Linked DNA regions of Homo sapiens: region 2 is linked to region 1. A link is an interaction called in ENCODE POLR2A ChIA-PET data of the cell type or tissue named here. Cell type or tissue: endothelial cell of umbilical vein. All regions are shown on one strand. Region 1 holds the start of SLC30A3 (solute carrier family 30 member 3). Region 2 overlaps CGREF1 (cell growth regulator with EF-hand domain 1).

What was found. ChIA-PET counts read pairs that join two places held together with the same protein. Peaks named below come from ENCODE experiments on the same cell type or tissue, not always from the same donor. Only the 100,000 strongest peaks of a DNase experiment are listed, where the experiment ranks them.
Region 2: POLR2A ChIA-PET joins it to region 1 with 5 read pairs; 5 of 35 experiments call an interaction of 5 or more read pairs at or near these places.

What each region holds. Positions count from the first base shown.
Region 1 is chr2:27,262,072-27,264,571 of GRCh38, reverse strand. SLC30A3 (solute carrier family 30 member 3) reads left to right here and starts at 1,525. Exons shown (of 8, transcript NM_003459.5): 1 at 1,525-1,760. The coding sequence starts at 1,666. RefSeq lists silencers at 1-16, 1,491-1,560, 1,581-1,760, 1,811-1,970. In endothelial cell of umbilical vein, no CTCF peak of the experiment used is centred here; a DNase peak (open chromatin) is centred at 1,391; H3K4me3 peaks cover 2,500 bases; H3K27me3 peaks cover 719 bases.
Region 2 is chr2:27,109,842-27,112,341 of GRCh38, reverse strand. The region is part of intron 1 of CGREF1 (cell growth regulator with EF-hand domain 1); the gene reads left to right. The region is part of intron 1 of LOC124907744 (a long non-coding RNA gene); the gene reads right to left. Among named protein-coding and RNA genes, the nearest start is that of CGREF1, 8.0 kb to the left of the region's middle. In endothelial cell of umbilical vein, no CTCF peak of the experiment used is centred here; no DNase peak of the experiment used is centred here.

The DNA.
Region 1 (2,500 bases):
CGTGCCGCTCTGCAGCAGCGGCGCAGGACAGTCCCTTCGCACGCGCCGCCCGCACACCTTGGCACGGGCCAAGCCACACTCTCCCCCGCCGGAACAGCCAGCCCGCCGCCCAGCTTTCCTAATCCGTTTAAGCCTCACCTCCTCCGCGAAGCTCTCCCGGGTTAACCCCATCACTTCCAACCACTGTATCTGGCACGTGCTCCCGTTTTTGTTTTGTTTTGTTTTGTTTTTTTGCAAGTGCACTCTTGGGCTCGTTGGAATAACAATATCGAGGGTAGGTGTCTGTCCCCAGAAGCCTAAGTTCAGGACGCCCAGTGTGTTCTGAAGGATGCGGCTGATGAGTTTCTTGCCTGGGCTCACTAACCATTCCCACCCTCCACGCTTCCCCATCCCTGCTCACTCGCTCCCCTCCTCCTACGGACCCTCCTCTTCACAGACTGTCACAGCTTCGAGTGCACAATCCTCTTCCCACCCCCTCCCATTCTACAGTGGCGGCAGGTGCGAGGGGAGAGAACATTGAGCATTTGAAGCTTCGACTTGAGGCTCGGCCACCGACTTTGCTGTAAGTCGCTCCCTCCCCTGGGTTTTAGTTTCCCCCAAATGAGGCAGAATGCGGTAATGTCCAGGAGGGCGCTGCAGGTGTGGAGGATGGGAATCACTAGCTGACACGCTGCCCCGCTGCCCCTCAGCCCCTCTCCATAAACAGTGGCCGTGACACCAGATAGGCGGCTCGACTTCACTGGACCCCCGCCCGTAAGAGAACTGTGAGCGCTCTCCAGTTGCCAGTGCGGCGTCCAGAGCCGGGGAGGGAAAGAGGATGGGGGTCCAGGCCGGGCCCTTTATTCACAGCCTGCATGACCTTGGACTCTTCTTCCTCTGGGTCTCAGTTTACTCATTTGAAAAGCAGGGATAACAGTGGGTTGAAGGAGAGCAGGAAGCTTGTCACCCAATGTTTCTGTATAAAAATAAATGATCATTCGCGGTACAGTGATTGGCAGCAGACTGGGCTCGTGAATTCCGACCCCAGATTCTCCGTAAAGGGGTTTCTGGAGTCCCTGGAATCTCCCTGTGTCACCGCTCACCTCATGTTCTTTCTGGTTCTCTGGAGATAGGTAATGGGTCCGCTCCTGTTTCTGCCTCCGCGTGAGGGTTGCGGCCACAGGGTGACGGCGTGGTGGGCGACACCCCCGCGCAGGCATGCACAGAGTGGTGGTCGTTGGGCGAAGGTTGGTCGTGAGGTTCTTGGGCTTCAGGAGCGAGGCTTGGAACCGGTGGGCGGGACTGTGTGCAGAGGTGGGGCTAGCTCGCCTGGGGGACGGGGCTGTGGAGATGAGGAGTTCTCCAGAACTCGGGTGGCGGGGCGCTCCCGGGCTCTGGCGCGGGGAAATGGGGCTTTGGCAGTGGGGGCGGGGCTTAAGGGTGGGGAGAGGCCGGGGAGCCTGGAGGCGGAGCTTGGGGAGCTCGCCCCACGCGGGGCGGGGCTCCGGCGGCAGCGGGATCTGCAGTTCGGACTCCGCGCGCCACAGTCGCTGCAGTTCGCTCCACTCTGGTGGCCCCGCCGCCCTGCGGGGATCCCGGGGGTCGGCGGGCTGCTCGGACTTGGCGCGGGGCCGGCCCGGCCTCTCTCTTCCTCGGTGGGGCCTAGACGGTCGGGGCACCGGGAACATGGAGCCCTCTCCAGCCGCTGGGGGCTTGGAGACCACTCGCCTGGTGAGCCCCCGGGACCGCGGTGGCGCCGGAGGCAGCCTGCGTTTGAAGAGGTAGGACAGACCTGGGCTGGCCCTCGGCCCGGGGGCGCCACCCTACTACCCTCCGTCCATTTCGTTGTCTCTCTCGGCGCGGGCCCCGGCGGCCGCCCCAGCGCACCGCGGGTCCCTCGCTCCGCTGCACCCCGCTTCATCCCCTCTGGCCACACGGAGCGCCCAGCCCTACACAGCCGGCTACGCCTCCTCCCGGCCGCCTGACTTCCTCGGGTGAAGCGGCCTCTCACTCCCCTCCGGCCGGCGTCCCAGGCCGCCGGACCCCTCCGCCACCCCCGCGGCGCCTGCCTTCCCTGGGAGCAGCTGCCGCTCGGTCGGGCCGGAGCCCTCGCCCGGTGCGCCAAGGTCCGCATTGCCCCGGGCCCAGGGCGGGAGCGCCTCGCTGCCCAGGCTTCAGAGCTCCCTCTGTAGGCCCCGGGGGCTCCCCTCCGCGCGCCCCCTCCAGCCGCGGCCAGCTGTGGGCGCCGGGGCCCGAGGATGGGCCGGGCTCCGCGCGGGTCTTGCGGGCCCCTGGGGGGCGGGCGGCCGCCGGGAAGCGAGGGGGCGGCGAGGAAGGAGCAGGTGCGGTCTGGGCAGCGGGGGTATTCCCGGCTCCGCACAGACGGGGCCGGGGGCGGCGAGGTGTGAAATGAGGCGCGCGGAGCGGCCGGGACAGCGGGCCGGGGGTGGCAGGAGAACCGCCAACGCGCCCCGCCGGCCCCCGCGCCTGCCGCCACCGTCCACCTGCCCCTCTGAGCGGC
Region 2 (2,500 bases), 150 kb after region 1:
TTTTCCTTCTTAATATTGTTTGTGCCTTTTCTATTTGTTCTTTTAGTCTTTGGTTTATTTTTTTCTGAAATGGGGTCTCACTCTGTCACCCAGGCTGGAGTACAGCAGCACAATCACAGCTCACTGCAGTCTCAACCTCCTGGGCTCAAGTCATCCTTCACCTCAGCTTCCCAAGTAGCTAGGACTACAGGCGTGCACCACCACACCCAGCTAATTTTTTAAAATTAATTTTTTGTAGAGATGGGGGTCTCACTATGTTGCCCAAGCTGGCCTCCAACTTCTGGGCTCAAGCAATCCTTCTGCCTCAGCCTCCCAAAGTGCTGGTGAGAGGTGACAGTGTGTGCCCTCGCTCGTTCTCGGCGCCTCCTCGGCCTTGGCGCCCACTCTGGCCGCGCTTGAGGAGCCCTTCAGCCCACCGTTGCACTGTGGGAGCCCCTTTCTGTACTGGCCAAGGCCGGAGCCGGCTCCTTCAGCTTGCAGGGAGGTGTGTAGGGAGAGGCGCGAGCGCGAACCGGGGCTGCGCGCGGCGCTTGCCGGCCAGCGCGAGTTCCGGGTGGGCGTGGGCTCGGGGGCCCAGCACTCGGAGCTGCCGGCCGGCCCCGCCGGCCCCGGGCAGTGAGGGGCTTAGCACCTGGGCCAGCAGCTGCTGTGCTCTACTTCTCGCCGGGCCTCAGCTGCCTCCCCGCGGGGCAGGGCTCGAGACCTGCAGCCCGCCATGCCTGAGCCTCCCCACTGCCGTGGGCTCCTGCACGGCCCAAGCCTCCCAACGAGCGCCACCCCCTGCTCCACGGCGCCCTGTCCCATCGACCACCCAAGGGCTGAGGAGTGCGGGCGCAGGGTGTGGGACTGACAGGCAGCTCCACCTGCGGCCCCGGTGCAGGATCCACTGGGTGAAGCCAGCTGAGCTCTTGAGTCTGGTGGGGACTTGGAGAACCTTTATGTCTAGCTAAGGGATTGTAAATACGCCAGTTGGCACTCTGTATCTAGCTCAAGGTTTGTAAACACACCAATCAGCACCCTGTGTCTAGCTCTGGGTTTGGGAATGCACCAATTGACACTCTGTATCTAGCTAACCTAGTGGGGACGTGGAGAACCTTTGTGTCTAGCTCAGGGATTGTAAACGCACCAATCAGCACCCTGTCAAAACAGACCACTCCGCTCTCTGTAAAATGGACCAATCAGCAGGATGTGGGTGGGGGCCGGATAAGAGAATAAAAGCAGGCTGCCAGAGCCAGTAGTGGCAATCTGTTCAGGTCGTTTTCCATAGTGTGGAAGCTTTGTTCTTTCGCTCTTTGCAATAAATCTTGCTGCTGCTCACTCTTTGGGTTCACACTGCCTTTATGAGCTGTAACACTCACCACGAAGGTCTACAGCTTTACTCCTGAAGCCAGCGAGATCACGAACCCACTGGGAGAAACGAACAACTCCAGACGCACTACCTTAAGAGCTGTAACACTCACTGCGAAGGTCCGCAGCTGCATTCCTGAGCCAGCGAGACCACAAACCCACCAGAAGGAAGAAACTTCGAACGCATCCGAACATCAGAAGGAACAAACTCCAGACACGCCGCCTTTAGGAACTGTAACACTCAACCGCGAGGGTCCGCGGCTTCATTCTTGAAGTCAGTGAGACCAAGAACCCACCAATTCCGGACACACTGGGATTACAGGTGTGAACCACAACACCTGGCTCTCTTTGTTCCTAATTGAAATTGCCAAAGGTTTGTCTGTTTTACTAGGCTTTTGTTTCTTTGTATATATATATTTTTTATTTTACTAGTCTTTTTAAAGAAACCACCCTTGTTTGGCTCTGTTGCTTCTCTTTATTGTGTTTTTAATTTCTGCTATTATTTCATTTATTTTAATTTCTTTAAGTGTAGTCTCTTTTATTAGTGCTGTTTTTGTTATTTTTGGGTTTGTGTGTGTGTGTGTGTGTATTTTTTTGGAGATAGTCTGACTGTCACCGAGGCTGGAGTGTAGTGGTATAATTGCAGCTTACTACTGCCTCAATGTCCCACGTTCAAATGTTCTTCCCACCTCAGCCTCCCTAGTAGCTGGATCTACAGATGTATGTCACCACACCCAGCTAATTTTTTTAAAAATTATTTTCTGTAGAGACAGGGTGTTGCCCAGGCTGGTCTCAAACTCCTGGGCTCAAACAGAGACTATGTTGCCCAGGCTGGTCTCAAACTCCTGGGCTCAAGTGATCCTCCCACCTCGGCCTCCCAAAGTGCTGGAATTACAGGCATTAGCCACACACCCAGCCTTTACTTTTTATTTCTTCTTTTTCATCTTTTCCTGCTTTTATTTCTTCTTTTTCTGCCTTTCTTTTAGTTCAGTTTTTAAAATTCCATTAATTTTTTTCTACTGGTTTGAGGCTATACATTCCAGTTCTAATTTTTTAATGGTTATCCTTAAAATTTTAACATGCTTTTTTTTTTTTTTTTTTTTTTTTTTGAGACGGAGTCTTCCTCTTGTTGCCCAGGCTGGAGTGCAATGGT